4 separate regions of the Homo sapiens genome follow, and all the other regions are linked to region 4. Evidence: chromatin contacts called from ENCODE Hi-C or POLR2A ChIA-PET data. All regions are on one chromosome and are shown on one strand. Each heading gives the region's core, a stretch centred on a gene start or an enhancer-like site at or near the end of the contact. The rest is flanking DNA. Distances are from core to core; before and after follow the strand shown. Region 1 holds the start of PTGES3L-AARSD1 (PTGES3L-AARSD1 readthrough). Region 2 holds the start of TUBG2 (tubulin gamma 2). Region 3 holds the start of PLEKHH3 (pleckstrin homology, MyTH4 and FERM domain containing H3). Region 4 holds the start of DNAJC7 (DnaJ heat shock protein family (Hsp40) member C7).

Region 1 (5,903 bases), core at 667-3,166, 960 kb before region 4:
GAAGGGTGGAACAGTAAACACAGGATTGCACTGGAAACAGTTCAGACTAAAATAAACAAATCATTATCTGCTTGATAAATCTTCTTGGCTAAAACCAATGTAAGTGGGAAGAAAGCCACATGTAGATTGTAGTTTGAAGAATAAAATGGTGAAAAGGGATGGGGCATGGTGGCTCACTTCTCTAATCCCAGCACTTTGGTAGGCTGAGGAGGGCAGATCGCTTGAGCTCAGGAGTTCGAGACCAGCCTGGGCAATGTGGTGAAACCCCGCCTCAACAAAAAATAAACAAAATTAACTGGGTGTGGTGGCACACACCTGTAGTCCCAGATACTGGGGAAGCTGAGGCAGGAGGATTGCTTGAGCCCAGGAGGCAGAGGTTGCAGTAAGCAGAAATTGCGCCAATGCAGTCTGGCCTAGGTGACAGAGTGAGACTCTGTCTCAAAAAAAAAAAGTGAAAAGGCAGTGTACCTCAACACTTCCAATAAAGCCAGCACTTTGTGCACTTCCAGAGATGCAAAGCTTGTAAGGAAACGTTTACCTGGTGTCTTATACATAGTTTCACTACTTCTGGGGTAGGCACACTGAATCGATCTTGTCAGTTATCAGAGGACCTCATTCAGAATGCCTAATGATTAAGCAGGATGGAGGAAGAGTTTAAAAATTTCAACATTATAGCCTGCACGGTGGCACACGCCTGTAGTCCTGAGGCTGAGGCGGGAGGATGGCTTGAGACCAGGAGTTCGAGACCAGCCTGGGCAACATACCAAGACCCTCCCGTCTCTTAAAAAGGAAAAATTCCAACATTAGGAAATTTATCTAATCAAGAGTTGTGTTTATTTCAGTTACTAAGAGACCCTGCTGTTAATCCAAACTCCCACCCAAAGAAGTGTAAAGACTGCCTAGATTTCAGGAAAGCAGGGACAGGGAGTTAACCTAAATTTCCACGGATTCCAACTCACTTTCCTTTCCTTTGCCAATTTTCCCAATCCCCAGAGTCGGGGTCCTCTAGCAGCCAAAGTGTTCAAGACTGAGATACGTGAGGGAAAGGTGAGTGGGCGCAGCACTGCTCTTGGCTGCTCTGCTGCCCTCTCAACGACTCACTTCGCTCACCGCTCCTCTACCACTCACGTCATCACGCACCGACATCTCTCCACATCCTCCGTGCACACCGCTCACCCTCAGGTTCCCAGGCCTCTGTCCTCTTGCCCTTCAGCCGGCCCCGCACTCCAGTCCCCTGGTCTCCGACACACGTACTCACCGACCGAGTCGGGGAGGCTTCTCCCCGCATGCACCATCATCCGGGTCTGGATCGCCACCCACACGACCCCACTATTCCCATATTCCTCGCGGCCCGGCTCCAGCCACTCACCTGGTCCTCGCCCCGCAACCATGGCCGGTCCCCTGGCAGCCCATCGCCCTCATCGCTGGCGGGGTCGCCGGGCCCTTCGTAACCTAGGACGTGAGGGCAGCCGCGGAAGGCGAAGTCTTCGAGCTCCCGCAGAAGGCGCTGCTGCTCCGCCGGCGCCCCGCGCACCACCTGGCGCAGGCGGAACTGCACCTGCGCGAAGTGCGAGGACAGCGCCAGCAGCGCCGAGTCCAGCCGCCGCCGCTCTGCCCGCAGCCGCCGCAGCGTCCGGCCCGGCGAATCCGGCGGGGAGCCCGGGGCCGCGCCAGGCTCCTCGGCCGTCGCCTCTTCTAAAAACGCGGTTGCCCCAGGCCGGGCCTCCGCCACCGCCCCCACTGGGGCCCAGCGCACCGCCTCGCACGGTGGCAGCGGCTCCTCTTCCTCCTCCTCTTCGTCTTTCGCCTTTGGCCCAACAGCCGCCACCACCGTTACCGGCTCTGCAGCCGCTTCGACAGCCGCCATCTTCCCGGAAACACCACCGCACGTCAGCCGCGCCCCCCTGCTGCCATGGCAACGGCGCGGTGGCCTGGAACCCCAGGGGAGTGGTGGGCGGGGCCTGAAGTACCCAAGTCCCCGAGGGCGCGCCTTCCCCGGGAATTTAATTCAGGACAATAATGTTTTATTGAGCGCCTATTGTGAATCAGACACTGAGCAGTAAGCGTCGGAGAAACAGGTGAATGATACCGGGGAAAAGTCATTCCCTGTGTGTAGCGTCTAGGGCAGCCTTTGCCCTGGTTCCAGCAGATGGGTTGTCTCTTCATAGTCTATGCATTTCTGAAGACCCCACGGTGAAGGGCTGCAAGGATGAAGCTGTCCCAGAGTATCTCCAGAGTGCAGATCCCTTGGCTGCCAGGTCATGTTCTCTCTTCCTCTCAACTGCTCTCCCGACCATATAAGGAGAGGCAGCTGCTGGGGGCGTCCCCAGGATCTAAAGATAGCGGCCCCTGCCTGGAACTCTAAATGCCACCCTGGAGCGGGAGCCGCAATGGCACGGTGAGTGTTTCCGGCTCCGGTGCTCCCCCTGGCCCTTTTCCCTGGAGATTCCCTGCTCCAAGTCTTCTGGGCGCTCCAGGTTCTGTGAGGCCCCACGGGAGCCCCGGACCCCTGGTCTCTGTAACTGTGGGGTGAGGGAAGGTGTGACCTGAATGTTCTCCCTGACCTCCTAGTTTCCTAGTCTTGCACGTTCTATTCTTCCCAGGTTCACATTCACCACACCCACCCACTCCTGTCATTCCCTTCCCTTTCACCCCTTCTGTCTCATTTAGCTCCACTTTGAAAAAACTGTGGCATCAAAGGTCCCTGGGTAGTCCCTTCCCAAATGACCTCAGTCTTCCCTCTCCCACCCCTATGAAGCCACACCTCAACTTCTCTTCAGGCAGCACGCCCGGACCTTGTGGTACGACAGGCCCAGGTATGTGTTCATGGAGTTTTGTGTTGAGGACAGCACCGATGTCCACGTGCTTATTGAGGATCACCGCATTGTGTTCAGGTAGTGGCCCTGCCGTCCGAGGGCCTGGCTTCCCAGGAATCTACCCCTTTCCTAATGTCCCCACACGGAGTATTCCGCATCTCCTCAGCTTCATTGTCTCCTCAGCTGCAAGAATGCCGATGGAGTGGAGTTGTACAATGAGATTGAGTTCTATGCCAAAGTGAACTCCAAGGTAAGGGTGAAATGGGACAGTAAGGTTTGGATGGAAACCGGGCTGCCCAGGGAAACTGGAGATTAATTCTAAACCCCAGACCCTAAGAATGAGGCTCTCTATCTGGCAGGACTCCCAGGATAAGCGCTCTTCCCGCTCTATTACTTGTTTTGTGAGAAAATGGAAGGAAAAGGTGGCCTGGCCGCGGCTTACCAAGGAGGATATCAAGGTGGGTGTGTGGAAAGTGGCCTGCTTCTTCTCTCCATGTACCCAGGTTACAGCTGGGATTGTCCTTGCCTCCTTTCCAGCCAATATTCAATCACTCAACAAGTCCTGCCTAATCTTTTTTTTCCAACTGTATTAGTCTCTCTTTTTATTTTTATTTATTTATTTATTTTGAGACGGAGTTTCACTCTTGTTGCCCAGGCTGGAGTGCAGTGGCGTGATCTCAGCTCACCATGGCCTCCGCCTCCCGGGTTCAAGCAATTCTCCTGCCTCAGCCTCCTGGGTAGCTGGGATTACAGGCATGCACCACCACGCCCAGCTAATTTTGTATTTTTAGTAGAGATGGGGTTTCTCCTTGTTGCTCAGGCTGGTCTCGAACTCCCGACTTCAGGTGATCTGCCCGCCTCGGCCTCCCAAAGTGCTGGGATTACAGGCGTGAGCCACCGCGCCTGGCTTATTTTTTAACTTAAAGTTCTGGGATACATGTGCAGAACATGCAGGTTTGTTACATAGGTATACGTGTGCCATGGTGGTTTGCTGCATCTATCAACCCGTCATGCAGGTTTTAAGTCCTGCATACATTAGCTATTTGTCCTGAGTCTCTTTTTACTCTCTTGGTAATCTCTCCCAGTTAACTTACTTTCGTTGTAGGTGATGAAATGTGTAAGACTCCACTTCAGATATTGGCACTGCTATGAACATGGTCTTTCCCTTTACTGCAACTCACAATCAAAACCTTTGATTCTTTTTGTGTGTGTGTTTGTGTGAGATGGATTCTCACTCCCGTAGCACAGGCTGGAGTGCAGTGGCGCGATCTTGGCCCACTGCAACATCCACTTCCCGGGTTCAAGCGATTCTCCTTCCTCAGCCTCCTGAGTAGCTGGGATTACTGGCTTGTGCCCCCACGCCTGGCTAATTTTTGTATTTTTAGTAGAGACGGGGTTTCACCATATTGGTCAGGCTGGTCTTGAATTCCTGACCTCAGGTGGTCTACCCGCCTCAGCCTCCCAAACTGCTAGGATTACAGGCGTGAGCCAATGTGCCCAGCCATTTCTTTTTCTTTTTTCTTTCTGTTTTTTTTTTTTTTTTTTTTTTTGATTCGGAGTTTCGCTCTTGTTGCCCAGGCTGGAGTGCAATGGCATGATCGCAGCTCACTACACCTCCGCCTCCCAGATTCAAGCGATTCTCCTGCCTCAGTCTCCCGAGTAGCTGTGATTACAGGCATGTGCCACCACACCCAGCTAATTTTGTATTTTTAGTAGAGACAGTGTTTCAACATGTTGGCCAGGCTGGTCTCAAACTCCTGACCACAGGTGATCCACCTGCATCGGCCTCCTAAAGTGCTGGGATTACAGCTGTGAGCCACTGCACCCGGCCTCTGCCAATTCTTGTTTTCTATATTCCAGTCCCAGAAGTAGTTTCCACTGTAGAAATTAATTGATGAGTCTTATTCTTTCTTTTCTTTCTTTCTTTCTTTCTTTTCTTTCTTTCTCTCTCTCTCTCTCCCTCCCTTCCTCCCTCCCCCTCTCTCTCTTTCTTTCTTTTTCTTCTTTTCTTTTTTTTTTTTTTGAGACAGAGTTTCTCTCTTGTTGCCCAGGCTGGAGTGCAATGGCGCCATCTCGGCTCACTGCAACCTCCGCCTCCTGGGTTCAAGCGATTCTCCTTCATCAGCCTCCTGAGTAGCTGGGATTACAGGCGTGTGCCACCACGCCCGGCTAATTTTTGTATTTTTGTATTTTTTTTTTTTTGAGATAGAGTCTCACTCTGTCACCCAGGCTGGAGTGCAGTGGCGTGATCTCAGCTCACTGCAACCTCTGTCTCCTGGGTTCAAGTGATTCTCCTTCCTCAGCCTCCTGAGTAGCTGGGATTACAGGTGCCCACCACCATGCCCAGCTAATTTTTGTATTTTTAATAGAGACAGGGTTTCACCATGTTGGCCCGGCTGCTCTTGAACTCCTGACCTCAGGTGATCTGCTCGCCTCGGCCTCCCAAAGTGCTGGGATTACAGGTGTAAGCCACCGCACCTGGTAATTTTTTGTATTTTTAGTAGAGATGGGGTTTTGCCATGTTGACTAGGCTGGTCTCGAACTTCAGACCTCAGGTGATCTGCCTGCCTCAGCCTCCCAGGGTGCTGGAATTACAGGCATGAGCCACCACACCTAGCCCTGATGACTCTTATTCTTTCTAGTAGTGGCTTACAACCAGGCTCTACTGACCTCTTAAATATTAATGAATTCACTACTTAATTTCTTCCTAGTTCAAGCCTCACCAGCATACAGTGAGAAGTTTGTTGCATATTTTCAGTTCCATTTTCAATCCATTCTCTGCATTGCCCTCAGCATGGTCTGTCTAAAACACACATTTGACCCTGATGCTCCCCCACTTAAGGCCCTCCAAAGTCGTCTCCTCCTTAAAGGTTGAAAACTGACTGCCTGATGGCTGGATCTGGCTCTCAGATTTGTTTTAATCTTTACAGTGTCAAAAATTATTTTAAGGCCGGGTGTGGTGGCTCACGCCTGTAATCCCAGCACTGTAGGAGGCCGAGGCAGGCAGATTGCTTGAGGTCAGGAGTTGGAGACCAGCCCAGACAACATAGTGAAACGCCGTCTCTACTAAAAATACAAAAAATTAGC
Region 2 (5,873 bases), core at 1,332-3,831, 640 kb before region 4:
TGTGCCTCTGACCAACCAGCTATAAATCGAGGTTCTCAGGACTGCTCCTTGGGTTCAATTAATTTGTTAGAGTAGCTCACAGAACTCAAGGAGACACTTACTTACGTTCATCCATTTGTTATAAAGGATATTTTAAAGGATACAAATAAACAGCCAGATGAAGAGATACCGAGGGGAAGCTCTAGAAGGGTCCGGCGCATAGGAGTTGCTGCCCTGTGGCGTTGGGTTTGCACCCTCCTGGCCTGTGGATGTGTTCTTGTTCACCTTCCTGGAAGCCCCCAAACTCAGTCCTTTTGGATTTTTATGGAGGCTTCATTACACAGGCATGACCGATTAAATCATTGGCAATTGGTGCTCTACTCAATCTTCATCCCCTCTCCCTTCCCCAGAGGTGAGGGGTGGGCCTGTAAATTCCAACCCTCAGAGCACCAGGTTTGTTCCCCTGGCAACCAGCCCCCCATCCAGTGGCTATCTGGGACTTTCCAAAAATCGCCTCTTTAACATAAGCTCAGGTTTGGTTGAAAGGCACTTGTTCCTCCTTAGTACAGTGGTTAGTAAAATTAACTAATTAAAATAAAATGAAAGATTAAACTAAAAGAAACGGGCTTGTTATAAATAACAAAAGACTGTCTTTCACCTTTATCACTCTGGAGCTGTTCTGGAGCTGTTTCAGAAACCAAGGACAAAAGGTCAAATATTTTAACAAAACATACTATTATTGCTCTAGTCCCTTAGGAAATTACATGGGTTATAAGAGCTGTAAGCCAGGAACATATCGCACCCAGCATGGGGAGAGATGGAGAGGCAGTCTCCAAGGATCTGGGGGAGAGACTTCGGCTTGGTTCATTCTCCATTCCCAAAACGCCAATGTCTCAAAGCTTCCTCTTATGCATCCAGGCTGAGGCTCCTTGGGAAGGTTTGGAGCTGGAGAAGCAGCTGAATGACTCATGCCTAAGGGGCCGGTGCCATTCAGATTTATGACTTCCTTGAGAACAAAGATTATATCTTATTCACCTCAATATCCCACATCTGATGCTCCATAAACGGGTTTTGAATTGAATTGCTCCCCTCATATTACCTATCCAGGCCACCTCCTGACCTGTCCCCAGCACTCTTCGGCCTCCCTGCCCATTCCTTCCCCCACTCCATAACTTCACCTCCAAACTGTCACTTCCATCTGCTTCTCGGTCTATGATGTCAAAGATGTCTTCATGAATTTTCTCACCCTGTATAGAGATATGGAAAGGGAGGGTCAGGCCAAAGGTTCCAGAGAGCATCTTTTCTCAGCACAGCACCAAGAATTCTGTCTACCCTGGAATATTGTTGCCACCCTGAAGCAGAGCCTAGGCTGTAGCCCTCAACCCAGAAGTGCTACTATTGCAAATGATTTGCACAAAATTTGCATAAACCTCTCCCTGGCTGTCCCTCTTGTTCGGGACATCCTTTTGTCTCTTATTTTCTGTCAGTCAGGTCAAATTCCTAGTAGCTTGAGCCTGCCTTGCCTCTGGATGGGAATATCAAAGGTCTCTGGAATGGTCGCTAGGACACCTGGGAGAATCCGCTGGCCCAGTTGTTGCCAGCTCCTCCTCCATGTTCCGACAGGTAGATGTTCTCTGGGTTGTAGAGCTTGGCATAGGGGGAGTTGAGGATGGAGTGGATCACCCGGGGTTCCAAGTCCAGCAGCACGGCCCGGGGGATGTAGTGCTCATCGTCTGCCTGTCAAGGGGAGTCCAGGAGGGGGCCCAATCAGCTAGGGCGGCCCAAGTCCGAAGTCCTCCCAACTCTGGCTCCCTCCGGCCCTCCCTCCTCAAGCCAGCCGCCTGGCCCTACTGCCCAGCGGGGTTCCCAGTACCAGGCCACTCCCTTCCCTTCCGCCCCCTTGGGCCACTGCCGCCCCCGGCCAAGTCGCTGGGGGCACCTGGTAGAAAAAGACGTCCTTGCGGTCAGTGCCCTCGGTGGCGAATTCCTCCACGATGCCCTCGGGGCTGATACCATGCTCGGCGCACAGCTGTTTCCAGAACTCGAACCCAACTGGGGGAGGGGGGAGATGCCCGGGTCTGCTGGAGCCTTAAGGCCTGAGGAGCCCAGTTTTAGTCTCAGAGGCTGACACGATCAGAGGGTGGACCCAAGATGCCTGGGTTTGGTAGCTGCCCCAGCCCCGGGCTGGAGGCGCAGCTCTCGGTCTGGGTTATCCAGAGCAGCAGGGCAGGGGGTTCATGGAAGGGAAAGGGGGACTGGTGGAAGCCAGGCACTTGGGTGGGACCCGAAGGGGCAGAACCAGAGACCGGCGGGGCCGGCGCTCGCTTGCTCACTCTGGTTGCCGCACTGGCCCAGCTGCAGGGTGATGATCTCCCGGGGCATCGCTCTTCAGACGTGGGCGCGCCAGCCCCGGCCTGGCGAGAGTCACGGCTGAGACGAATGCCCGGCAGCCAGGAGCGCAGGACGTGGGGAGCGCGCGCTCTCTTCGCCTCTTGACGCGGATGCTCGGTCTGCGCGTGTGCAGCGCAGGCCTCTCCTCGGCCGGTGGGCCGGGGAGCCCAACCTGGGCATCATTTTCTCCCTCAGCAGTCGCAGCTGGAATTCCGCACAGGCGCAGAGTCAGGCCACGCCCGCTCCTGCCCACCGCTCCGCGCCTGCGCAGTGAGACTCGTTGGGGGTGGCAGGGTCGGAACCTGGATGTGTTGGGGAGGAGAGGAACGGGGGAGGGGAGGAAAGGGGAGAAGCGGCCAGGTGGATGTGCTTGTCCACGTGTAAGGAGTCATCTACCTATATTGGTAGGTGAGGACACTGTCAGCTTTGCTAGATCAAAGGGCTAGAAGCCAACTTTTCTTCGTTTAAATTTCTGTTTTTTAATGGTGTTACAATACATACACATGTATGTTACCTTTTTATTTTTTAGAAGGGTCTCGCTCTGTCGCCCAGGCTGGAGTGCAGTGGCGCGATCATAGCTCACTGTAGCCTTGAACTTCTGGCTTAAGTGATCCTCCCACTTCAGTCTCCCGAGTAGCTGGGACTACAGGCGTGTGCTACCACGCCCAGCTAATTTTTAAATTTTTAAAATGTATTTTTATAGAGATGGGGATCTCACCGTGTTGCCCAAGATGGTCTTAAACTACTGGCCTCAATCAATCCTCCTGCCTTGGCCTCCCAAAATGCTGGGATTACAGGCATGAGCCACCACTCCTGGCCTAAATTTACCATTGTAACCATTTGTAAGTACTGCATACAGTTCTGTGGCACCAAGTACACTCACATTGTTCTGTAACCACCACCACCATTCTTTTCTAGAACTTTCTTATCTTCCCAAACTGAAACTCTATCGCGATTAAACAGTAACTTCCCCTTGACTACTCTAGGCACCTGATATGAGTGGAATTATACAGTATTTGTCTTTTTGGGTCTGGCTTCTTTCACTTAACATAATATCTTCAAGATCCTTCCATTTCGTAGCATGTGTCAGAATTTCCTTCCTTTTTACAACTGAATAATATTCCATTGTATAGATGTACCACATTTTGCATAACCATTCATCCCTCCATGGACATTTGGGTTGCTTCCACCTTTTGGCTATTGTGAATGTTGCTGCTTTGAATGTGAGTGTACAAATATCTGTTCGAGTCCCTGCTTTCAATTATTTTGGATATACACCCAGAGGTAGAATTGCTGGATCATATGGTAATTGTGTTTAATGTTCTGAGGAATCGCCATACGATTTTCCATGGTAGCTGCACCATTTTAAATTCCCACCAGCAATGCACAAGGGTTCAGTTAAATAAATTTTATAGGAGGCCATTGATTTGCACTGAGCTCCTGTGCTTGGCTCAACAGACCAAACCAAAATGGAGTCACTCACGCTAAAGTTCTATGTCACTAAGCAACACTAAGTTGTTTATCAAACCTTCAGAGGAATCAGGAGAGGGAAGGAAGAGCCAAAACCCCAAACAAGCCAGTGTGAGCCGGCATGATACGGAAGTCCTTTTACAAGAAAAGTAACTTTGAAAGGACCCATCTGCTTTTTTTCCTTCTGTTTCTATTTTTCTCTACCCTTTTTTGTCCATAAAAACTAACCTGTGCTTGACTCATCTGAACACTCATTCTATTTATTTTATGGAATGAAACGTAGCCTGATCTAGAATCACAAACACTGTAAATGCCACTTAAGATTTTTTTTTTTTTTTGAGACTAAGTCTCACTCTGTTGCCCAGGTTGGAGTGCAGTGGCATGATCTCGGCTCACTACAACCTCTGCCTCTCTCAGGTTCAAGCGATTCTCCTGGCTCAGCCTCCCTAGTAGCTGAGATTACAGGTGTGCACCACCACACCCGGCTAATTTTTTTGTATTTTCAGTAGAGACAGGGGTTTTGTCATGTTGCCCGGACTGGTCTCGAACCCCTGAGCTCAGGTAATCCACCTGCCTCAGCCTCCCAAAGTGCTGGGTTACAGGCATGAGCCACCATGCTCAGCCAAGTAGCCAAGTTACAATCTTTTTTTTTTTTTTTTTTTAGATGGAGTTTCGCTCTCGTTGCCCAGGCTGGAGTGCAATGGCTCGATCTCAACTCACCGCAAGCTCCACCTCCCGGGTTCAAGCGATTCTCCTGCCTCAGCCTCCCAAGTAGCTAGGATTACAGGCATGCACCATCACGCCCAGCTAATTTTGTATTTTTAGTAGAGACGGGGTTTCTCCATGTTGGTCGACCTCATGTGATCCACCTGCCTTGGCCTCCCAAAGTGCTGTGGGATTACAGGCGTGAGCCACCACGCCCAGCCTTTTTTTTTTTTTTTTTTTTTTGAGACGTAGTCGCACTCTGTAGCCCAGGCTGGAGTGCAATGGCTTGATCTCAGCTCAGTGCAACCTCTGCCTCCCAGGTTCAAGCAATTCTCCTGCTTCAGCTTCCCAAGTACCTGGGATTATAGGCACGCTCCACCATACCCTGCTAATTTTTGTATTTTTAGTAGAGACGGGGTTTCATCATGTTGGCCAGGCTGGTCTCAAACTCCTGACCTTGTGATCCCTTCCAAATGTTGGGATTACAGGCGTAAGCCACCGCACCCAGCCTCTGAGACTTTTTATGCAGCCTTGGAATCCTGGGCTCAAGCGATCCTTCCACCTCAGCCTCCTGAGTAACTGGGACCACAGGCACATGCCACCATGCCAGCTAATTTTTTTTTTGAGACAGAGTCTCTTTCTGTTGCCCAGGCTGGAGTGCACTGGCATGATTTTGGCTCACTGCAACCTCCACTTCCCGGGTTCAAGTGATTCTCTTGCCTTGGCCTCTTGAGTAGCTGGGATTACAGGCATGAGCCACCACGCCCGGCTAACTTTTGTATTTTTAGTAGAGACAGGGTTTCACCATGTTGGCCCGGCTGGTCTTGAACTCCTGACCTCAGGTGATCCACGCGCCTCGGCCTCCCAAAGTGCTGGGATTACAGGTGTGAGCCACCATGCCCGACCTTTACAGTGACTTTTCTACATTCCACCAGGCTGGCTGTTCCCTCAGGAATAATCTCCTGTGTGTCTGAATCATATATACCCAACTGTGACTAGAATGGTGAACTGTGAGTCCTGCATCAACCCAAACATGCTCTTCCACTCTGCATACTGCCCCTAAATTAGTCACTCTCAGAATCCATTTTAGTAAATGTTCCTCAGGAAGCTGATGATACTGATCTATGAAATGGAACAATTCCTCCACACTCTACTGTCTGGTTTCGATAATTACTTGGTTCCTTCACATTGACTACCTTCTTGGTAACCACAGGTCTCAGAGGTACTTTCTGTTGTCCCTGCATAATTTCCTCCTTTGTGGGTGACTCCGAGGCTAGTGGCCTGAGCTCAGCCAGACCCACATCTGTGCTTGGTCCAGCCTCAATTCC
Region 3 (6,247 bases), core at 2,151-4,650, 660 kb before region 4:
GCTGGCCCTGGCCGACCTCTTGCTGGCCCTGACTCTGCCCTTCGCGGCAGCAGGGGCTCTTCAGGGCTGGAGTCTGGGAAGTGCCACCTGCCGCACCATCTCTGGCCTCTACTCGGCCTCCTTCCACGCCGGCTTCCTCTTCCTGGCCTGTATCAGCGCCGACCGCTACGTGGCCATCGCGCGAGCGCTCCCAGCCGGGCCGCGGCCCTCCACTCCCGGCCGCGCACACTTGGTCTCCGTCATCGTGTGGCTGCTGTCACTGCTCCTGGCGCTGCCTGCGCTGCTCTTCAGCCAGGATGGGCAGCGGGAAGGCCAACGACGCTGTCGCCTCATCTTCCCCGAGGGCCTCACGCAGACGGTGAAGGGGGCGAGCGCCGTGGCGCAGGTGGCCCTGGGCTTCGCGCTGCCGCTGGGCGTCATGGTAGCCTGCTACGCGCTTCTGGGCCGCACGCTGCTGGCCGCCAGGGGGCCCGAGCGCCGGCGTGCGCTGCGCGTCGTGGTGGCTCTGGTGGCGGCCTTCGTGGTGCTGCAGCTGCCCTACAGCCTCGCCCTGCTGCTGGATACTGCCGATCTACTGGCTGCGCGCGAGCGGAGCTGCCCTGCCAGCAAACGCAAGGATGTCGCACTGCTGGTGACCAGCGGCTTGGCCCTCGCCCGCTGTGGCCTCAATCCCGTTCTCTACGCCTTCCTGGGCCTGCGCTTCCGCCAGGACCTGCGGAGGCTGCTACGGGGTGGGAGCTGCCCCTCAGGGCCTCAACCCCGCCGCGGCTGCCCCCGCCGGCCCCGCCTTTCTTCCTGCTCAGCTCCCACGGAGACCCACAGTCTCTCCTGGGACAACTAGGGCTGCGAATCTAGAGGAGGGGGCAGGCTGAGGGTCGTGGGAAAGGGGAGTAGGTGGGGGAACACTGAGAAAGAGGCAGGGACCTAAAGGGACTACCTCTGTGCCTTGCCACATTAAATTGATAACATGGAAATGAGATGCAACCCAACAACTGTTACTATTTTTGAGTCACCGACTTGGAAGTGATTTGTGGCGGGGCAGAACCGGTGGGTTAACACCCCGCCCCCGCCCCACCCCCCGCCCTGCCCCGCGCTTGGCTCTCTGAGTGGAAGACGCTGAGGGCCTGGGTGGGGGTGGGGGGCTGCTGAGTCTGCTAAAGCTCTAGCCACTGACACCCCCTCCACCGTCACCTGGCCTCAGCCAACAGAGGTGAGGTGGGAAAGCTGCCAGGCAAGGAGGGGCGGTGGTTCCTCTTGCAATACTGTAAGGAAGAGCTTTCTAACAACCAGAGCGCTCTCCAGTAATGGCTGCCTTAGCAAATACTGAGTTCCCGCTATTGGAATGTTCAGACTGTCGGGGACGCTGTGGGCCTTTGCGTGGTGTGGGGGGAGGGGGAGGGGCAGGGGATTCCCGTTTTTGGTGGGCGTTTGGATTTCATAACCACTTTACAATCCCTTCCTAGTGTCTGTGATGGAAAGAAAAAATGAAAAAATGAATTGTAAAATTTGAGTTGAAGTTTTTCCACCTTGAAGAAAAACCTAGGAGGGATTGCAATCTGCAAATTTCCAGAGTAGTTATCACGGGTGTGGTGGGGGTGAGGGATATTTGCTGTTCTCCATCTTCTCTGGGGACTGGGTCAGAGGAAATGCACTGAGCTGGCCGGAAAGAGAGAGGTTGGATATGGGAAAAAACTTCTCTGCAGGCAAGGGCCTGGGATCCAGACCTGGAAGATGGTTGTGGTATCTCCATTCCTAGGTAATCTCTCAGTACAGGCCACTCTCATGTGGAGAGAGGCCACGGCCGAGATGGCCTCCTAGACACGCTCGCATTGATTCCTGGTCTTTGTTTTACACAATCACAACGGGCAGGATGGTGTTCACGTGCGACAGTTCTCGCGGTTTAATATCGGTCAGCAAAGCTGTCCCCACCGCTCCAGCCTGGAGTCTAGGGTCGAGAAGGGCGGGGCGTGGCGAGGAGGTCTCAAGGGAGGTGCTGGCCTGACGGCCCCGCCCGTCCCGCCCTTCCCCGCCCCTCCCCGCCCAGCCCAGCCCTGCCCAGGCTAGCAGTCCTCAGAGCCTCCCGCAGCAGCGGCGAAAAGGGGTCCCCCACGGCCTCTAGGGGCCAGGATCCAGGGAAGGCCCGGAGACGGCGCCGATCCTCAAAGGGTCCCACACGCCAGCCACTGGGGACCGACCTGGAACCCTCCATCCAAGATCTCTGGAATCGCCGCTGAGTCAGCAACGCGCGCGCGCGCCCGCGGAGGCCGCGGCCCCGCCCCGGCCGCCTAGCGCCTGAGTTAACCCCTTCCTATACAGAGCCGCAGGATATTAGCCCTAAGAGGCCTCCACTGTATTCGGAGACCACAGAATTCCTTAGAATCCAAGTCAGTCTCCCCAGCTGAGTTCGGTGAGCTGTGAGCTCTATATTCGATTTTATTTCCGGCCTAGGTCTGCACCTTCCCAGAGTGCCTGCCTCAACTCCTTCACCTCGAAAAGGAGGTGAGGCCGAGTGCAGTGGCTCATACCTGTAATCCCAGCACTTTGGGAAGCCAAGCTGGGAGGATCGCTTGAGCCCAGGAGTTAAAGACCAGCCTGGGCAACATAGTGAGACTCCATTTCTACAAAAAATAAATTTAAAAAATTAGCCAGGCATGGTGGTGTACGCCTGTAGTCCCAGCTCCTGGAGAGGCTGAGGTGGGAGGATCCCTTGAGCCGAGGAGTTCGAGGCTGTAGTAAGCTATAATGGCTCCACCGCACCCCAGCCTGGGCAAGACAGCGAGACCCTGTCTGGAAGAAAAAAAAAAAAGGGTGGGGGAGAGCTGAATCAGACCGAGAAACTGGAGAAACTGGACTCCTTCTCCCCAGACGTGGAGGGCCACCTCCAGAGCTGTGTCCTCGCAGGTCTGGACATCCTCTTAGTAGCCAAGGCGTTTCCCTTTCTCAGGGACCCTGAGACGAGACAGGGGTTCAGAGAGCGGCAGTTGGGTTTTCCTCTGTCCTGTGCCAAAACTCCTCAACAGGGTTTTTAATTGGTTGGTGAGCCAAGAGTTAAAACAAGAGCCTGAAGGCGGGCTTCCGTGACGTCACTAGCACCCCGCGTCCGACCTCAGAGACTGGGGCGTGGCTAACATAGCCTCGTCCCCTCCCTCCCTGTTTCCCCGCCCCTCCCCGCTGTCACCAAGCCAGGGGCACATGATGCAACCCAACGCGGTTTCAGCCGTCTGATTGGTAGCCGCGCCCGGCGCCAGGCACAGGGATTGGACAGAGGAGACTGTGACGAAACCTGGACCCTGCCTAGTAAAGAAGGGAGGAGAGAAAGAAGAGAGAGGGGGGGCCCCCCGGGAGGGAGGGGGCCGGGGGGGCGGGGTCCCAGCTCTGTGCTCGCGCCCCCAGCGCGCCAGTCCCGGGGCTGCAGGGAGCGCAGCGCGCGCGGCCCGGGCCCCGGCCACCGGACGCCCTACCGGACACGACCCTCCCTGGAGCTTGGACAACTGCCCACCTCGGACGCTGCACCGGACACTGCCCCCCACAGGGCTGGACACTCCAACGGACACTACTTCCCAGCTCCGGACATTGCTCCCTCCTCTCCCGGGGCCCTGGACGCTTTTCCCCCTCCCCCCTCCGGGGGCCCAGACACTGAGCCCCCCTCAGCGTCTGGCTAGCGTCCCCTTGCACCCCAGCCCAGGACACTGCCTCCTCCCTGTCCTCTTCTCCCTTCTGCTCCTCCCACCTCATCTTTCCCCTGCTCGGGTCGGAGCCCCGCCAGTTCCTCCGACCCCCTACTGCTCGGCCGCGGCTGCCCGCGCCCCCATCCGCAGCTCCTCGCCCGGATGCCTCTCCCCGGGGGACTATGGTGGCTTCTCTGCTGCCGTCGAGGCTTCACTCTTCTGCACCGGGACTACGGGGACGGCGAGCTTAGCGGGGACGGGGACGAGGACGAGGACGAGGAAACCTTTGAGCTGCGGACCCCGAGTCCAGCGGGCGGCGGGAGGGTAAGTCCCGGGGGTTCGGAGCCTCGTCTCAATCACTCTCGCTGTAACCGGCCGTCACGCTGATCCGCTCCAGCCTCCAGCCACACGCTGCGCGCTTGGCGAACTAGGGATGAGGGAGAGTTTTTTGCCTGGGGGCCAAAGCCCCCGGGAGCTCTCGGAGCAGCAGCCCTACTCGGGATGTGCCTGTGGGCCTCCCGCTGCAGGCTGGGCGCTATCCACCTGCTGGGGGCCCTGAGGCAGGGGAGGCGTCACGCGTGGCCCGACCTGGCCCTGCCTCTCCCTTCCCCGCTGGGCCCGCGTCCCATCCCGTCTCCTTCCGCCTCCGCCAGCGCCGAGGAATGTGGCGAGGCCGGCTGGGCGGCTCGAACGCCTGGGTCCCCCTCCGCTCCCAGTTCGCAAGTGCGGAGGCCAGATGCGAGAGCTCCCGCTGCGGAGACCTGGACGAGGGGGAGAAGTCATCCCAGGATTGGGGTCTGTGGCGGGGACCCCAAGGAGAGGGAGGTGGGAGCTCTTTGAGGACCCCTCCTCATTACCCTGCCACTCAGGACAGAACTCTCGGCTTTCCCGGGTGAGGCTCCTGGGAAACCCCTGAGGGGATGGATGGTGAGGGACACTGGGCTGCTGCCTGGTTTTGTCGAATCTCCCCGTGGGGAAACGGAGGCACGATTGGTGTGGGAGACCTCCATCCCTTGACGTCTCCTCCCCCATCCCTCCTGCACACTGGCGGCCAGACTCCCGTGTGCTGTGGCCCGGGTCAGGCTCCCATCCCCCGCGCAGGGGTCCCCAGCAGGCCCAGTGGCTCGGTGCCCGGGTGGGGCGGGCTGCGCCGCCGGGGCCGGCGCCAGCACCTGGCGGAGGCGGAGGGTGGATAAATATAGAGGAGGGGGGAGGGAGGGAAGCAGGGCACTGCGATTAGGGGAGTTAGCCTAAGAGGGTGGTCAGTACCTGCCACATGTGGTGTGGCTGACAGCCCCACTCAGACCTTCCAGAAAATAGGTGGAGGTTCACGTAGGAAGGGTGCAGGACCCAGGCGTCCCCAAGCTTCCAGCTTGGGCAGGGTCGGCTTTACCAGGCCATTGCCTCCCTCATGCTCCACCTCAACTCCCCCCTTCCCTGAGCCTGGGGACAGGTGTCCCTGGCCCCCTCCCCCACCTCCCCCTCTTGGCTCTAGCAGTCTGGGAGCAATATGAGGATGGCACGGTTCCCGCCTGACTGGCCTCCGGGTTGGGTTTGTGGCCTCTCTCAGACCCCAGTCTACAGTTGAAGTTCCAGGACAGGGGGAAGGGAGGAGGAGGGGGAGGGGGAGGGCAAAACCCTGAACTACACCTGCCTCCAGAGGGTGTGCCATTCCTCAGTCTGGCCCGCCCTTCCTAAGCCCCAGCAAAGGGGCAGGGTCTCTGCTCACCATTGAGTCTCAGGAGTGTCTATGGGAGAATGTAAGACGCTTTTGGAGAAAGCCCTATACTGAAAGGGTCCCTCTGCCCTTCATTCACCTCTGTGCCTACCACCTGTCCTGCCTTGGCCAGGGAGGCAGTGTGGAAGAAGGGAAAATGAGGAGGAGAGGGTGCCTTGGAGCCTGGCAGAACGAGCTCACCTCTCCTGTTTCAAAGATGGGGAAACTAAGGCCCGGAGACGGGAAGAGACTTGCCCAAGGTTCCACAGTGAGTTAGTGGTGGGGCGGGAATTGGAACCCAGGTCTCCTGACTCTCTGCCCAGTGCTCTTTCCACCCTACCCTACCCCTGATTGTATTTTCAAAGGGTAACTGAGAGGAGCCTTGGCTCCTTAGCTCCTGCTGTTCTGAAGAGCTTGTCCTGTTAAGACTGGCGGGAGGGGCGAGCCCAGGGGCTCCAGCGTGCTCCACCCTAGTCACGACCCCACTCTGTGACTCCTCCTTCCTCAATCCCCTGAGCAGCCCTGTCCTGAGGGCAGAAGGCACGAACCTTGCGCAGGAAGGGCTCTGACCCTGAGGGCTTCCCCGCCTGTCTCCCCAGGGTCCCCTGGAAGTGACGCTGACTCAGCCAGTGAGGAGCGGGCCTGTCTCCAACAGGTGAGCTACGCCCCTACGTCCCATAGTCTGGCGACCCCAGCATGTTCCCGGGACCCCCATCCTCTCTGTCTCCCCTAGCGGTTGTGCAATAAGGGAGAGGCCCTATGCCGGACGCTGTGGTTTGGCTGGGGTCCCGGGGGGCGGTCCGGCTGGGGGCGCGGGGAGAAAGAGGGGGGTCGGGGCTATTTCTGGTTCGAGGTCAGAATG
Region 4 (5,849 bases), core at 350-2,849:
AAAACTTGGCAACAAATTGGAAGCCAAGAGTGAGAATGGTTTAATCCATTTAACAAGATACGGAATTTAGGAAAGATAATAATTACATCCAACATTTGTTTTTTCTGTTGTTGAGGTGTGGGTAGACAATGAAAAAGTTAAATTTAAATATGGTAAGCCTTGGGGATTTGTGAAACATACAAGAGATATCCAGTAGATAGTTGGATATACAGCTGTGGAAGCTGAAGAAAGGTCTAGGTTGGAGATATGAAAAGTTGAGAGTCATCAACAGATGGAAGTAAAGCTGTGGGAATAAATGAGTTGCCTTAGATAGAACATAAAGTGGGAAGATGGTGAGACAGGTTGGCTAGCATTAGACTGGACTATGAGCCACTGGCAGGCAGGGCAGGTGGTCTGTAAGTCTTGTGCCCTCACAACCTAGCACAGAGTAGGCGTTTTGGAAAGGGCTGAGTGATTGGCTCAACGAATGACCCCTCCTTTCCAACCTAGTGAGCTTGTCCTATCCCTCCCTACTCAGTGGTCGCTGTGGTTTCAGCTCCCTCCACACTGGGATAGGCAGAGTATGAGCATTGGCACATGCTGTTTTCCTGGAACAAACAGGTAAATCCTTTTAAAATTCCTTTGCCCTCTTCTTATTTTACTCTTAGCTTTACATTGTAAAGCTACTCCTCATACTCCTCCAATTTAACCCCAGAAAGCTCCAATTTAATTCAGCTCCACAAATAGTCGTTTGGGTGAGGGAATAACAACAAAGACAGTTAAACTGTGCCCTTGTCCCCTATGAATTCTCAATCCAGACCGCATTCGGCAAGGCAAGCGTGATGAGTAGAGAGTTTATATAAGAGGTGGGAGTACTGGGGACACAAGAGCAAGGACCTCACCCCGCGAGCTTCCTTATAAACTCCAGGGCAGGGTCTGGGGCGCCATGTGTCAGCTTTCCTAGGCTTAATGCTGAGATGGCACTCCCAGGCGGCTGACATGAAAGGAGCCTTGTAAAAGGGTCAGCGTCATTAGGGTGATGAACCAGTTGGTGTTTGGAGATCCGGAGTGGATGAAAGGCGCAGGGTGAAGACGCCCTGCGTTCCCCTGGCTTGACTGGGCAGGGCTTCCAGAGAACGATGAAAGCTGGGGGAACTGAGCTCAAAGTGTCTCTTGACTTTCCCGGGAAGAAGCTGTGGACACACTCCAAGGTCGGAAAGGTAGCAGTGGGGACTCCTTCCCTACAGAGTCTTGGGTCACCTGGTCCCCACGCAACCCAGACTCCACGGAGCCTTTCAGGAAGACTCTCTAGGATTGGAAGTTGCTATGGCAATGAGGCTCTTGGAATACTGAAAGCAGCCAAGCCCTAGAGAGGCTACCACCGGTACACCCCGCCTTCCCACCCACGGGTAAAGTGGCGCCGCCTACGCACCGGCACAGCCCCTGGGCTCCCGCCCCGGCGCGGAGACCACCGTGGACATCCGGGGGCGGGAGGCCGCTCTGGCCCCAAGCGGAGCCTCTCTCTGGTAGACGAGCCCGAGGGAGCCCTTCTGGGCGCGGCGCCGCGGAGCTGCTCTATGCTCCAACCGGAAGTGCTCTTCACCGCCGGCCTCCCACCCAGCTCTCTGGTCCCGGCGGTAAGATGGCGGCTGCCGCGGAGTGCGATGTGGTAATGGCGGCGACCGAGCCGGAGCTGCTCGACGACCAAGAGGCGAAGAGGTAACCGGGTAGCAGGGTAGTAGAGGAGGCGACCTGCAGCTCCGTGGCTCAGGGAAACTCGTTCCTGCCATGATGCAGCCCCCAGCTGTTGAGGCGATGCCCCGCCCTCCGCAAACACCCCCCCATCTGAGATCAAGGCCGGATGGACCCCCTGAAGGGGCGCTCTTGGGGGTCGGCCTTCCTCTCCCGCTTCCGCCTGGCGTAGGAGCTGAGGCATGGCCTTGTTCTCCAGCTGAGAGGACGATCGTCCTTATAGGAGAGGCCGAGTCTCCGAGGGCAATTTCAGAGGTCTGGTGCGAGGTGGGGGAAGCGGCGCGGCGTCGATGACGACTTCCTTACATCGCCCCCGACCCCCGCGTTCTCTTGTTAACTTCTGTGCATTGTTGCCTGTCTGCACTTTCCGTCTCCAAAACCTTTGCTCTCCTCACCCCGTTTTCCCTTGTAATTATACCCCAGCGATCACTAGTCTGGGTTCGAAGTGATTGTGTGTCTCCATAATTGACCTGGTTGCCCCCGGTTATCCCAGAAGTCAAAGATGACAGAGAAAAAAAGGAAGAGCGAGGGGCTTATCTCGTGTTCTCTACGTCAGACTCCTCTTCCCCTGTCCTTCCTGGGTGATCTTTATCCTTCCCAGCACTGTTCTTTCTTAAGTTAAGCACCAAGGAAGAGGGCAACTGCTTGGGCGCTGTTGGCACTCCGAAGCAGCCGCAGTGGTTCGAGATTGCCAGTCGGACTAGCCAAGGGAGCTGCTGAGTGAGTGGTTTTCGAGAACGCTCTAGATTCTGGCAACAGTTAGGCCAGATTATTGGAAGTGGGGTTGGAACAGAGTTGTGGGTAGTCATACTTGTTCTAATCCTAAAGCAGAATTGACAAGAAGGTTCTAGAAGTTTGGAGCCCTTTCCTTATCAGCTGCGGGTTAGTCTGACCCTTTTGTTCAAGATATCTACAGTGCCCTCAGTCTCTTTGCAACATACTTTATATCTTCATACCAAGCCCGTTGTGTCTTCAGGCTGGGTAATTTGAGGCGGTGATGTAGAATTAGTTCATGAGATCTGAAATCAGGATTCTGAGATTTTTACTATCTAATGAGTTCGAAATATAAGAAGTACTCGGACGCAATGAATAGTTATCAAGCTTGAGGGTGGTTACCACAGCCAGATCTCAAGTTCCTGATCTGCTGGGAGCTGAGGGGCCTGACAAAGTGTAATAGGCCCCTGGGATATCAGAGAAGCCAGGACACCAGAGTCCAGTCTCTGTTCTTAATTTTGAGCTTTCATGTTGTTCCTACTTCTTCCTAGATATTTAAAGCTAAGCATCATCAACCCTTATACATCATTAAAGAGCTGCACAATGGGAAACAAAATTCCTCCCAGTGCAGACGGAGCTTAAATTAATTGTAGAGATTTACTTGTATTTGGAAAGAGTTCAGTGGTTCTTTATACTGTAAATAGGGATTTGGCCACAGGTTATTTATTTTTTATTTTTTGAGACGGAATCTCGCTCTGTCGCCCAGGCTGGAGTGTAGTGGCGCGACCTCAGCTCACTGCAAGCTCCGCCTCCTGAGTTCACACCATTCTCCTGCCTCAGCCTCACCAGTTGCTGGGACTACACGTGCCCACCACCACATCCGGCTAATTGTTGTTTTTTTTTTGTATTTTTAGTAGAGATGGGGTTTCACCCTGTTAGCCACGATGGTCTCGATCTCCTGACCTCGTGATCCGCCCACCTCGGCCTCCCAAAGTGCTGGGATTACAGGCGTGAGCTACTGTGCCGGGCTGGCCATAGGTAATTTTAAAAACTCACCCTACTCATTGTAAATCTCTGATGTAGAGTGTCCCTATTTTGGACTTCATTTCATAGCCTCCTATCTTAAGCAAATACATTTCTTCAATCACAGCCTTAGAGGATAGTCTATCATAAAATTGGAGTAAATGAACCTGAAGACATATAATAAAATAGGTTATGCTGTAATGTGACCACATCACACAAAACATGGTATTTGATAGCAGTACAACAAAATAAGGTAAACTACCTTATTTCATGGAATTTAAGTGTCATTAGGCTGGGTGCAGTAGCTCACACCTGTAATCCCAGCACTTTGGGAGGCCGAGGCAGGTGGGTCAGCTGAGGTCGGGAGTTTGAAACCAGCATGGCCAACATGGCAGAACCCTGTCTCTACTAAAAATACAAAAATTAGCGGGGCGTGGTGGCACACACATGTAATCCCAGTTACACGGGAGGCTGAGGCAGGAGAATCGCTTGAACTCAGGAGGTGGAGGTTGCAGTGAGCTGAGATCGGGCCATTGCACTCCAGCCTGGGTGACAAAGTGAGATTCCATCTCAAAAAAAAGTCATTGATTGCAGAATGCAAATTATTTTATCTGTCACTAAGAAAATGTAACTGTAAATTAAACATGACAACATGCATTATTCCTGTAGTTCAAATAGTGACAGAAAAAAATTAATTAAAAAAAGAAAAAAGACTGGGCGTGGTGGCTCACACCTGTAATCCCAGCACTTTGGGAGGCCAAGGCGGGTGGATTACCTGAGGTCAGGAGTTCGAAACCAGCCTGACTAATACGGTGAAACCCCATCTACTAAAAATACAAAAATTAGCCAGGTGGGGTGATGCTGTAATCCCAGCTAGTCAGGAGGCTGAGGCAGAGGTTGTGGTGAGGGGAGATCATGCCATTGCACTCCAGCCTGGGCAACAAGAGCAAAACTCCGTCTCAAAAAAAAAAAAATCAATTAAAAAAAGAAAAAAATGCATTCTTATCAGACTTTTATGTTTCTCATATATAGCACTGTTTTCGACAGACTTAAACATAGTTATTTATTATATACCACTTTTTTGCACAAATCAAAAGGAAAATTGGCTGGGTGCAGTGGCTCACACTTGTAATCCCATCATTTTGGGAGGCTGAGGTGGGCGGATCACGAGGTCAGGAGTTTGAGACCAGCCTGGCCAACATGGTGAAACCCCATCTCTACTAAAAATAGAAAAAATAGCTGGGCGTAGTGGTGGGCACCTGTAATCCCAGCTACTCGGGAGTCTGAGGCAGGAGAGTCGCTTGAACCCGGGAGGCGGAGGTTGCAGTGAGCCAAGGTCACACCATTGCACTCCAGCCTGGGCGACATGGTGAGACTCCATTTCAAAAAAAAAAAAGGAAAATAAGTGAAATAAACAAAAAAATCAGTTTAACTTTTTGCCATATCAGACATCCTTAGAAGAATAAACATTGGCCGGGCGCGGTGGCTTATGCCTATAATCCCAGCACTTTGGGAGGCTAAAGCAGGCTGATCACCTGAGGTCGGGAGTTTGAGACCAGCCTGACCAACATGGAGAAACCCCATCTCTACTAAAAATAGAAAAAAAAAATTAGCCAGGCATGGCGGTGCATGCCTGTAGCCCCACCGACTTGGAGGCTGAGGCAGGAGAATCACTTGAATCCGGTAGGCGGAGGTTGCGGTGAGCCGAGATCGTGCCATTGCACTCCAACCTGGGCGACAAGAGTGAAACTCTGTCTCAAAAAAAAGAATAAACATTAGGCTCTGTTAGTATGAAAAAGCCTTGTTTATGTATGATTTTTCCAGTGCTGAAAATGGGATGGAGATTTAGAAGCTTTGGAGGGAGGTGGTTTTATGTTTTTCATGTGTCCTGGATTCCTCTTGTGTGGCCATAGCAGAGGGCAGTGATAGGGGCATCCCTTACAAATGCCCTTTTACTGTCTGGCTTGGTTAGAGTTCTTTGGCCAAGTTCCTGCCTCTGTTGTTATGGTCCTCCTACCAGTTCATTTAGGGATCAAGAGTTAATGAGTCTCTCGGGTCGTTTTTGTGAGGTCCAGCTTTGTAAGGAGTCCTTCCTTCCTTACGTCTTGGCTTAAGACATGTCCTGCTGCTGCTAAGTTGTCACAGTCCCATAGGGGGGCAAAATGAGAGGAGCTTTTAAGACGGACTTCACGATTGCAGCATTTTAAATGGCTACATGTTTTATTTCCTTAGCTTTAGTGTTTCTGTAGAGAAAAGAGATGGATTTCAATTTTTTTGCATGTCACTCTGACAAAGTTCTGTTTCCCTTACAGCAGCCAAGAAACTAAAATAAGGCTAGGCTTAGTGGCTCATGCCTGTAATCTTAGCACTTTGTGAGGCCA

Evidence for each region. A loop is a pair of places that touch in the nucleus more often than their neighbours do. ChIA-PET counts read pairs that join two places held with the same protein, here RNA polymerase II (POLR2A). Pooled maps may share reads with other maps.
Region 1: a pooled map shows a loop between it and region 4 (5-fold over the local background). The contact joins the promoter of PTGES3L-AARSD1 here to the promoter of DNAJC7 in region 4. A Hi-C loop is called at or near these places in 2 of 37 single-sample maps with no recorded cell type and 6 of 50 pooled maps. POLR2A ChIA-PET finds 5 or more read pairs at or near these places in 4 of 52 experiments (CD4-positive, alpha-beta T cell, CD8-positive, alpha-beta T cell, activated T-cell and 1 more).
Region 2: a loop to region 4 is called in a pooled map, with 3 times the contacts of the local background. The contact joins the promoter of TUBG2 here to the promoter of DNAJC7 in region 4. A Hi-C loop is called at or near these places in 2 of 50 pooled maps. POLR2A ChIA-PET finds 5 or more read pairs at or near these places in 2 of 52 experiments (OCI-LY7 and activated CD4-positive, alpha-beta T cell).
Region 3: a loop to region 4 is called in a pooled map, with 6 times the contacts of the local background. The contact joins the promoter of PLEKHH3 here to the promoter of DNAJC7 in region 4. A Hi-C loop is called at or near these places in 4 of 37 single-sample maps with no recorded cell type and 9 of 50 pooled maps. POLR2A ChIA-PET finds 5 or more read pairs at or near these places in 1 of 52 experiments (activated CD4-positive, alpha-beta T cell).

Annotation. Positions count from the first base shown.
Region 1 is chr17:42,976,541-42,982,443 of GRCh38, reverse strand. PTGES3L-AARSD1 (PTGES3L-AARSD1 readthrough) reads left to right here and starts at 1,916. Exons shown (of 17, transcript NM_001136042.2): 1 at 1,916-2,398; 2 at 2,781-2,894; 3 at 3,000-3,066; 4 at 3,176-3,274. The coding sequence starts at 2,262. PTGES3L (prostaglandin E synthase 3 like) reads left to right here and starts at 2,364. Exons shown (of 7, transcript NM_001261430.2): 1 at 2,364-2,398; 2 at 2,781-2,894; 3 at 3,000-3,066; 4 at 3,176-3,274. The coding sequence starts at 2,391. It overlaps RUNDC1 (RUN domain containing 1), which reads right to left and starts at 1,879. Exons shown (of 5, transcript NM_173079.5): 1 at 1,370-1,879. The coding sequence starts at 1,867. RefSeq lists silencers at 1,563-1,812, 5,745-5,903 and an enhancer at 1,883-1,952.
Region 2 is chr17:42,655,992-42,661,864 of GRCh38, reverse strand. It overlaps TUBG2 (tubulin gamma 2), which reads right to left and starts at 2,581. Exons shown (of 11, transcript NM_016437.3): 1 at 2,313-2,581; 2 at 1,919-2,031; 3 at 1,549-1,716; 4 at 1,158-1,226. The coding sequence starts at 2,361. RefSeq lists enhancers at 2,365-2,434, 2,485-2,554, 2,565-2,624, 1,982-2,749.
Region 3 is chr17:42,674,147-42,680,393 of GRCh38, reverse strand. PLEKHH3 (pleckstrin homology, MyTH4 and FERM domain containing H3) reads left to right here and starts at 3,400. Exons shown (of 13, transcript NM_024927.5): 1 at 3,400-3,992; 2 at 5,985-6,040. The coding sequence starts at 3,831. CCR10 (C-C motif chemokine receptor 10) reads left to right here. Exons shown (of 2, transcript NM_016602.3): 2 at 1-1,505. The coding sequence ends at 841. RefSeq lists enhancers at 1,748-2,247, 2,248-2,749, 2,730-2,809, 2,940-2,989, 3,010-3,109 and 2 more and silencers at 1,840-1,929, 2,280-2,359, 3,220-3,469, 3,560-3,619, 4,740-4,899 and 1 more.
Region 4 is chr17:42,013,189-42,019,037 of GRCh38, reverse strand. It overlaps DNAJC7 (DnaJ heat shock protein family (Hsp40) member C7), which reads left to right and starts at 1,599. Exons shown (of 14, transcript NM_003315.4): 1 at 1,599-1,698. The coding sequence starts at 1,622. It also overlaps a transcript of NKIRAS2 not described here. RefSeq lists a silencer at 1,291-1,440 and enhancers at 1,551-1,960, 2,031-2,080, 1,191-2,390.